Linked DNA regions of Mus musculus: region 1 is linked to region 2. A link is a loop called in an ENCODE intact Hi-C map of the cell type or tissue named here. Cell type or tissue: left cerebral cortex. All regions are shown on one strand.

Region 1 (5,000 bases), 85 kb after region 2:
GCCACTGTGCTCAGCAAAGAGAGCAGCAGTAAGCAGTTTTTTATTTGAAAGGACAAAGGGATAGATGTGGCAGGTTTGGGCTACATGGTGGGAAGGAATTCACCGCTCCTGCAGGGCAAGTCCTGCCCACACAAACATACCAGGCACAGCCAAGGGGGTGTGCCTGCTGCACCCAGCCCAGACTCCAAGGGAGGCCTCCAGGAACTGGGAGAGGGCAGGGCAGAGATGTAATGTCCTGCCTTCTCAGCAGCTTCCTGCTGGCGCCACCACCACAATGGCTAGCAGAAGAATCCTTCAGCAAGACAGCATCTTCTCCTTGTTTGTGCTTTAAGCTGCCCTTTGCCCAAGCCACACAGCCTAAGACCATTCCAGGCCTGCAGCTGGAGCAACGGTGGGAGGCTACTCCCAGGTCCATAGCTGTCCCTTTTCAAGTAGCTGTGGTGGCACTCTGACCACATCAAGGGCTGCGCTGGGTCAGCCTCTCATTCTTCGAGTTCTCTCTCTTTCCTCTGCAGTCTCTAAAGGCTGCTCCAGGCAGCATGTGCATTGAGTTGGCTGCTGTCGGACCAAGTCTCACCAACAAGACCAAACACTGAACTGGTTAATACTGGGATGGGTCCTGGCCCAGGACTGTGCACAGAAAAGACCTAAGAGAGTGGGGACAGTAGACACTTTCCATGGAAGCTAATCAATATCGGAAGCAAGGATGTCGGGGTTAGCTCAAGAGATGGGAGTCTGGGTCCAGGCTCTTCAGGCTCAGTAGGGTCAGGTACCAGCTATACTCTGGTTGTTAAAGGCTTGGGGTGTGCAGGTCTAGAGAGGACCCCCACAGGATACAGATGTGGCCTGGGCCTCAAGTCCTAGGAGGGGCACAAGGAGTAAATTAATAGTTCCCAGTGTACATAGTGCGTCAGCCAAAGACATGGGCAGCCTTGGTCTAACCTCACAGACACGGGCAGCCCTGGTCTAACCTAAGACGAAGCCCATCTGGGAAAGATCTCCTGGTGCCAAGTTTGCTCATACTGTCTACCCAGAGACCTGCTATTGTGCTCAAATTACAACCAGTTTGTGCTTCCGACAAGAAGGATGCTTGTGCAATGAGTGGAGCTGGGGTCCTGCCCCTGACTATGTACCTTGGACATCCCCGAAAGGGTGGGTGAGCAGGGACTCCAACGTTCCCAGAACACAGCTCAGAATGGCTCAGGACGATGAGCTCAGAGCTCCGATTTCAAGTTTAGTCAATGACACTCGCTGGGACAGCATAGCAGCCCCGCCATGAGGTAGTGACCCATCAGAAATGGCAGAAGGGGTAATGCCGGTGAGCACCTCTCGCGGGGGCTGTAAGACCACACACACTTTGTGCAAGAACTGGCCTTGCAGCTATACATACAGTACAGGCACCCCGGGCTGGGGCGGCCCAGCCTGAGGGGTCGGGACAAAGTCTCACGTGTTTCTGTAGTTTGTAAACAGCCATGCAGACGGGTTCTGGGTTTTCTTACAGGGTGTAAGGTCCGGGCTTTCCATTTAGGTGGAGATGGGTGAAGGAGAAGATGTGGTCACTTCTGAGTGCTAAGGATGTTCCTTAACACTCCCAGGATGAGCAGGGGAAGGAGGATTTCTGGTCTTTGCAGACAGACGGTCCAGGTTCCAGGTGATCTGCTTTTCCGGTGCTCCGTTCTAAATATCCACTTACCCAGACTTAACACCGTGTCTGGCTGGAGCCACCAATAAGCGGGACAATCTTCTTAGTTTCAGCTTCAGACACAGCTCTGGGAAGGTTCAGAGAGGGTCTGACCTTATCAGTTCCTAACTCTCCCATCCTAGGGCCTCATGGACAGGCACCAACGTACTCGCCCTAGAGGGAGAAGAGCTAAGTACAGTGGCGCTATGCTAGCTCTCCACAAGTCACCACGGCCTCTGAATGGGGCTGAGGCTCATGGATCCCGGAATGAGACCAGGATGCATAAGACCAGTGAAGCAATAGAGTAAGTGTGGACCAGTTTAAGGGCAGGGGAAGCCGGGGGAGGAACGGAGCTGGCCCCTCTCATGGCCCAGTTCTATAAATTCAGAGTTGTTCCAGTAGGGGGCGCTAGACACTGACTTCACCTCATCCCAGCAGCTGAGTCCACAGCACCAAGGGGAGAAGCAAGGAGTCACTGCCTCCTCACGCTAATTGAAAAGGGAGGGCCTTTGTCCCAGGCTGGTTTTAAGGCTGTTTCTGGAACAACTAAAGGAAAAGAAGCTGAAGATGTTCCCTAGCCCCTTGGGGGTGGAAACATAACTGGCTGGGGGGTTAGGCAAAGGACCTGGTACCCTTACTACTCAAAGCCTACCTAGTGGGCAGTCCACCAAGCTCCCTGGTACTGGGCCGTTGGGGTGAATGCTCTGACCTTCAGGGGCTGTGGGCACCAGGCCCAGGAGTAGAAGACACAAGTGGGCTGCGGGCATGGCTAGTATAAGGCTGCCCGGCATGATATCAGGCCTCAGGATGGAGAAAGGCACTGCGGCATTAGGCGGCCTAGAGACCTGGTCTATCCTAGAAGGTATGCCGGCATGGGCAGGTCCGGGGCAATTGTCAGAGCTGCAAAGGATAGAGAAGGCTATCCCCTCATCTGCAGAGCAAGCAGAGGGAAGGCCCCCACCCCCACCCCACCCCACCCCACCTCCGTGCCAGGAGGGGAGGGAAGAATGGGAAGAAACTTCAAGTCAGTTTCCAGGAGGCAAACAGCAGAACACAAAAATAAAAATCAATATATTAAATGACTGCAGTGCCGCTGACCTTCCCCCCAAAGGAACTGTTTAAACAGCTCCACTGAGGCCCCAGCAGAAGAGAACCTCAAGGAAAGACTGGGCCGGGGCCCCACTGGGATTGGCTGTGGGTGAGCGGCAGGACTCAGCTGCTTACATCTGGTTTCCATGGTTACCTGAGAACTACCTTGGTGGGCTCAGAGGCAGGTGAAGCGGCTCCGGAGGTGGGGCTAGGAGACACAGAGGAGGCTAGCTCACTGGAAGATAGATGGGGGCTTCTCCCTGCTTCTCCCTCGGTCTCAACCGAGGCTGAGGGCCTGGGGGAGGGGCAGGGCTGGCTCAGCAGGAGACAATGTGGCCAGTTGAGAGGAAGGCTTGGGAACAGGTGGAGCAGCAGCTTGGGGAATCGTGCCCTTTGGCTTCACAGCTTGTGTCCCTCCTCCACCTCGTCTTTCTTAGGAGGCAGGGGAGGGACAGAAGGGGTGGTGGAGGAAGCAGAGCGAGAGAAGAGCCACACCCTCTGTACTCCGGTGAACTTGGCTGTTCCGGTAAGGTCGGGCCACAGCTTCCTTTCCGTGCTGGGTAGGCTGCTGGGTCTGATCTGACGGTCTAGCCACCTTTAGTCCTAACTTCAAGGGTGGGCTGCTGGTAGCCGCCGTATGCTCCAGAACTTCACTGTCAGGTCACTGGGGAGGACAGAGGGAGGCTGCTCAGCTGTGGGTGTGGACCCTGCTGGTTGCCCCACCCCCACCCCAAAGCAAAGGTTGGGCAAATTTCCCACCTCCCTCACATATGGCTGGGCTAAGGCAGATGCTGCTTAGGACCAGTGAAGACCTCACGGGGAGGGGTACTGGGTAAGGGGAGGGCCCAGGCCATGCTCTGCAAGACCCTGCAAGACTGGTGTCCCAGACTTTCCTGTTGTGTTGTGTCCAGGCCTGAATGCCTCCCCCTGTTCTCTGCCACCTTAGGGTTCTGGCCCACTGCTCATGCTAGCAAGAGGGTCGGGGAGGGTGATCTGTAGGGCCAGGCAGGGCGTGAAGTAAGAAGGTTAAGAGTAAAACAGGCTCATACCGTGAAGAAGCAGCTCAGATCGAGGTGGGGGAAAGACAGGAAAAGGCAAGATGGGAAGAGTGAGAGGGGGAGGGGGAAGGTCAGGGCAGGGTGGTGGCGCGGCCCTTTATGGCCAGGACTCGTCGAGGAAGGCAGGGGGTGAGTCCAGGGACGTAATTCCACAGCTTTACCCGGCAGTCACTATTTGAGGGGGGGTGGGGGTGGGAGGTAGAGGCAGAGAAGAGAGGTAGGAAGAGATGGGAGGGGAGAGAAGGGACATGGTGGGAACAAGGAGAGAAAAGAAGAAACCCGGCTGAGTAGTGTCCCTGGGATAGAGGGCCTGGCACTGCCTGCACAGGAGCCAGAGCTACAGCTGGAGGGGCAGAGGTGTGGGAGTGGTGCAGGGCAGTCTGTAGCCCTTGGGGGGTGAGAGCCATTTGGATCGCTGCGGGGGGGCAAGTCCTGGCCTGGGGCCCAGTGGCTCCCTGATCCCCTGCCTTTGCAGCACCCAGGACATTGGGTGCCTAGTGCTCAGTGAAGTTGAGCACTAAATATAAAGAGGAGTGCTTGATGGGATCTGTGTGTGGGGACAGCTGCGGAGCCCTGAGCCAGTTGTCAACTTGGTCACTCTAGGAGGGGAGCAAAGCGGCTCTCTCTGCCTAGCACCTACCTGGAGGCCGTGAAGATGTGCTTGCTGTTGGTGCAGATGGCATTGATGGGGCTGTCGTGGCCCTTGATCTCACCAATGGGTGTGAAGTTGTCCACATTCCAGACCTTGATGAAGCCGGCCCGGCAGGCGCTCAGCAGCATGGGCCGGCCGGGTACAAAGGCCAGGGCGCACACCCAGTCCTTGTGAGCGTTGGGGATTTGCTGTGGAAGGACCAGGGCTCATAAGGTGTAGGGAAGAGAGAGGGCCTGCCCCAGGGCCCCAGGAGCACATCACCCCTCCTGCTAGCCATGGAGGAATGCCGCCTGGCTCCGGACAGCTCTAACATGCAGATGGACCCTACCATTCCCAGGAGCCAGGCTGGGGGGATTCCAAAGCACAGATGGGTTCTTCTCCCCAGGTCCCACATTCTAAATCTGTGCTGCTGGAGAAATCTTCAGCCCACAGGAGAGCTAGGCTAAAGTCAAGTGCTCCCACAAAGAACTGGGCACAAGGGCTTTGTCAAGAGCAGGGTATAGCAGGGTATAGAGGGCCC
Region 2 (5,000 bases):
CCCTCCATCCCACTTCCTATTCCCTGCCAGGTGGCTCTGTATATGAAAGGAAATGACCCAGGTGGGGTCCTGAGGCTCCCAGAATGGAGCCACGGGATCCATTGCTGACGATGCCTCTTTCACTCTCAGACGTGCCTAGGTTTGGATCATAAGTGATGTTAGCATCCTACTTCCAATCAATGTCAATCTGGGTGCACACACAGCTGCCCTTCTGTGCTCTGGCCCTATAAGGACAGAGACAGCTACCACACTGTTCCAAAGAAGAGACATCCCAGATCTCCCTCCAGTCTCTCCACATGGAGACCTGTACTGTATCTCCTGACACATCCTCTCTTTTCTGTCCCTAGTGTCAATAACTATGTCACTCAGTGGCAGGACTCTTGCCTAATGAGAGTGAAAGATCTTACCCCCCCTAAAATAAAACAACCACCATCTAACTCCTTCATGAATACAACAGCCCCCTGTGGAGTCCCTGTGGCTTGATGAGCCTTCCCCCTCTGTGACTCATACAGTCCTGCCAAATCAGACTGATGCCCAAAGCCTTCAGGATCAGGCCACAGCCTGCCAGTGTCTTCCTGCATGTCTCAGTATACTTGCTTTTTTATCCCTTCCTGGGCTGGCTCATCCTCTCTGCTTTGCCATTCCTTTTGACCTTTAACCCCTTCCTAGACCCGACCTGAACTGTCGCCCCTTCTGCGGACCTTTTCCCCGAAGCATGAACAGCTCCTCCTTCTAAGCGCTGAGTGGACGTGGTTTTAAACCTGTACCACAGTTTGACTGATGGCAGGCTGGCCGTTGCACACACAGCCTGTGTCTCTCCCCTCCTCGAGAAGGGATCTGAGGTCAAGAATGCATTTCTTGCAATGCAGAGGAAGCCAGTGCCTGCTGCACAGAGAGGTCCCCTGAGAGTGGAATGGGAAGGAACAAAGCTTAGACATCCTGCACCCCTTTAGCCACAAACCCTTTCCCATCAGTTCACAAGAACTCTCAGAGCTACTGTCTCATGATTTAGAATAGCAAATCTGTTGGATTGTTAGGGGCCATTTTGTGTCATCTTTTGTATAGAGGTTATAACCCTGTTTGACTTATCAGCTAGATTTTGAAGTATGGGGAGGAGGAGGAGGAGGGTTAACCCAGGGGCCTGGCCCCCTTCCAGCAGGGCCACCTGATTACACTTTCTGTCTCTAGCTTAGACCCTTTCCACACGGCTCCATGAGGCCTGGACCAGGACAGAAGTGTCACTCCAGGTGACACGTCTAGTCTTTTATCCTAGGAGGCTATTAATTAGTCCAAGAACTGTGGTGCCAATTCTTGATCGGGCACCAAGGGAATCTCCCTCAACCTTCAGACCCCTTCAAGTGCTACACAGCAGAGCAGATTAGAGAAGGAAGCCGAGGCGTTGCCCTCCCTCAGAAACCCTCATGCCTGGTCTGTCTCCCCACCCTCCACCCCCCCTCTAAAAACTAGAAAAGAAACGCCTGGTGAGAATCGAGAACAGGTTAGGGCTCTACGGCACCCACTGCCCCTTGCACCCTATCTCAGAGTCCCACTCCCTTCCCCCAGATACTAGGCCAAGCACCCAGAAATGATGAGCCACCAATTCTGAGTGGCCGCAGTTCTCTCAGCCCTAAGGACATCTCACAATACCCAGTTGTGCCCTTCCCTTTGGGTCAGCCCCAACTTGGAAGGTAACATCACCACCACAGAGGCCTGCCCCTCCCAGCCCCACACTCTTCTCACCCCAAAGCCTCGGCCTAGGGTGGCAGGAAGGGAGGGAGGGAGGTGCTGGGCACAGGCTGTGAAAAGCAAACCCCCTCCTGCTCAGAGAGGGCAGCCGCCCTGCGCCAGGATGCACGCCGGCCCGGTGACCCCGGCCATGCAGTCCACCGAACCCTGGAGTCCTAGCTGGGGCACGTTGTCCTGGGACTATTCGGGCTCGGGCTCCCTGGACCAAGTGGAGTTGTGCCCTGCTTGGAACCTGCCTTACGGCCACGCCATCATCCCAGCGCTCTACCTGGCGGCCTTCGCCGTGGGCCTGCCGGGCAACGCCTTCGTGGTGTGGCTACTGAGCCGGCAGCGCGGGCCGCGGCGGCTGGTGGACACCTTCGTGCTGCACTTGGCGGCCGCCGACCTGGGCTTCGTGCTCACGCTGCCGCTGTGGGCCGCGGCAGAGGCGCGCGGCGGCCTCTGGCCCTTCGGCGACGGCCTGTGCAAAGTCAGCAGCTTCGCGCTGGCGGTCACGCGCTGCGCGGGCGCGCTGCTGCTGGCGGGCATGAGCGTGGACCGCTACCTGGCGGTGGGCCGGCCGCTGAGCGCGCGCCCGCTGCGGAGCGCGCGCTGTGTGCGAGCCGTGTGCGGCGCCGCCTGGGCTGCGGCGTTCCTGGCGGGTTTGCCGGCCTTGCTCTACCGGGGACTGCAGCCGAGCCTGGACGGCGTGGGCAGCCAGTGCGCCGAAGAGCCCTGGGAAGCGCTCCAGGGTGTCGGGCTGCTGCTGCTGCTACTGACCTTCGCGCTGCCGCTGGCTGTCACCCTGATCTGCTACTGGCGCGTGTCGCGCCGCCTGCCGCGCGTCGGTAGGGCCCGGAGCAACTCCCTGCGCATCATCTTCACCGTGGAGAGCGTCTTCGTGGGCTGCTGGCTGCCCTTCGGCGTCCTGCGCTCCCTCTTCCACCTGGCGCGGCTCCAGGCGCTGCCGCTGCCCTGCTCCCTGCTGCTGGCTCTGCGCTGGGGTCTGACTGTCACCACCTGCCTGGCTTTCGTCAATAGCAGTGCGAACCCGGTCATCTACCTCCTGTTGGACCGCTCATTCCGCGCCCGGGCCCGGTTCGGGCTGTGCGCGCGCGCCGGGCGCCAGGTGCGCAGGATCAGCTCGGCCTCCTCGCTCTCCAGGGACGACAGTTCGGTGTTCCGGGGCCGGTCCCCGAAGGTGAACTCTGCCTCGGCCACTTGGTAGCCTCCCCGGGATGGCGCAGGTGGAACGGTGCTTCAAAGAGAGGAACCATGTGCTTGCAGATGCGCCAGGGGACTGCCCATCAGCTTTCTCGGAGCTGGCTGTTGGGGCTGGCTGTTCTCACAAACCGATGGGGAAGGATGGGCTATTATATTAGTTTTCTCCAGGGCAAGAAAAGCTGTAGACACTCACCTGGAGAAGCGGGTTCACCTAGTAGATGGGAGGGAAGTGGGTTCTGTTCTCTGCTTCATTCTGTGTAATTCAGCCCAAATATCCAAACCAGACTCTCAAAGGTCCTTCTTGCTCCTGACTGTTCTTGCCCCTACAAAAGCCATTGTCCTTTGAGGAATTTCTTCTCCTGGTCAGCCCTCTAGCAACACCATCTCAAACACCTCTCCCTTCCCCTCCCCTCCCTCTTCCCCTCCCTCTCCCTCTTCACCTCCCCCTCTCCCTCTCTCTCCCTTTTCTCCTCCCCCTCTATCCCCTCTCCCTTTCCCTTTCCCGCTCCCCTCCCTCTTCCCTTTTCCCTCCCCCTCTATCCCGCCCCCCCCCCTTCTCTCCAGTCATCACTATGTTATCTATATTGTTTCTCATCCCCAATTCGGGTTTTCGTTTTCAAAGGCTCACGAAAGACATGGAAACTAACCCTAGCGTGAACAGTCCTGTGAGCAATTTGGTCCTTCCCACCCATTACCTCACACTGGTGTGGCAACCCTTCTCCCATCTAGAGACACCTGTGGGACTCGCCCTGAAAGTAGTTCTGGCCTTCCTTCTGAATGCTGGCATCTGAATTTTTTCAGTGGGTGTTCAGATTTTCCCTCACTCAGCCAGGGACCCCAGGTTTTTCTGTGAACACACATCTCAATAAAAACTTTTGTTGGCCCTAGTTGGCAACCGTGTCTTGATTTGAACATCGAGAGCGAGATGGGTGTCAGAAGGGTGTGTTACACAGTCAGACAAAGCTCAGCTCAGTAGTTCAGGCCCTTCAGGGTGATGGTTTGTGTGACCCTGGTACTGGGAGCGCCAGCTGCACCTGCGAGTGTGGTACTCTCAGCGGGCAGAGGATGACTTAGTCTCATTCTTTTAAAGGACATCGCACATCGAGATAGTGACAAGATGAAAGGAAAAAATGAGGAAGATGCACGGCATCTGCCTGCCAGGTGCCATTTCAAAGAAGAGATGTGTAATTTTGATTTTTAAATGTGGTCCAGGCTCCCCACCCCCACCCCCACACTCTGGGAGCTTTTCCAGTACAAATGTTTAAAATTAACCGTTTCAGTCTCTGGTTTATCCTTTGAGGCTTCCGGAAGGCTTAGAAAGTAAATGTTTTTACTTGAGAGGATTTAGCCTACAAACATTTTGATCAGTGAGGGAAAGACATTCCCTGACTGGGCCGAGAACCAAGTCCTAGACCTTGGAGTTAGCAACACAGACTGGTGTTCAGTGCCAGGTTGGGTCTGAAGGAGGGCATTCTCTTGGGCTATTTAACCTGCTCACCTCTGCTCTCCTCATCTAGCTCCATTGCATTCTCGATAGCATCCGAGACCACTGGTTGGAGTGTATTTAGCATCGCAGCCCACTTTGATCTCATCTTATAGCTGCTCTTGTCAAAAAGAACATCTCTGCTGGGCGTGGTGGCGCACACCTTTAATCCCAGCACTCGGGAGGCAGAGACAGGCAGATTTCTGAGTCCGAGGCCAGCCTGGTCTGCAGAGTGAGTTCCAGGACAGCCAGGGCTTTACAGAGAAACCCTGTCTCCAAAAACAAAAACAAAAACAAAACAAAACAAAAGAACATCTCTGAGTGTCCTCATATATGCCCTGAGAGCAACAAGGCTTGCAGCCCAAGGGTCACCTGAGCCAGGAAGAGGTACCTCAGGTGCTTTCAAGTCCAAGAGCCCATCTATAGTATAGTCCTTCCTTTCCCTATCAGTGGGGCGAAGGGACAGGAGTGCTGACCTCCATCAAGGTATGTGTGGCAAGACTAAAGCTTACAGAGCTGGTGTTGCTCTAGGCTGCTAGGACAGAGCTCCTCTCAAGTTCATCTCCAC

The links. Peaks named below come from ENCODE experiments on the same cell type or tissue, not always from the same donor. Only the 100,000 strongest peaks of a DNase experiment are listed, where the experiment ranks them.
Region 1: it touches region 2 in a loop (2.2-fold over the local background); 3 of 42 quality-filtered maps call a loop at or near these places.

What each region holds. Positions count from the first base shown.
Region 1 is chr1:136,172,471-136,177,470 of GRCm38, reverse strand. It overlaps Kif21b (kinesin family member 21B), which reads right to left. Exons shown (of 35, transcript NM_001039472.2): 34 at 4,469-4,668; 35 at 1-3,434. The coding sequence ends at 3,380. Among named protein-coding and RNA genes, the nearest start is that of Mroh3, 38 kb to the left of the region's middle. In left cerebral cortex, a CTCF peak has its summit at 2,075 (motif pointing right); a DNase peak (open chromatin) is centred at 2,083.
Region 2 is chr1:136,257,750-136,262,749 of GRCm38, reverse strand. It overlaps Gpr25 (G protein-coupled receptor 25), which reads left to right and starts at 1,824. Exons shown (of 1, transcript NM_001101516.2): 1 at 1,824-3,836. The coding sequence starts at 1,877. The coding sequence ends at 2,953. In left cerebral cortex, no CTCF peak of the experiment used is centred here; DNase peaks (open chromatin) are centred at 651 and 2,402; H3K4me3 peaks cover 1,659 bases; H3K27ac peaks cover 1,444 bases.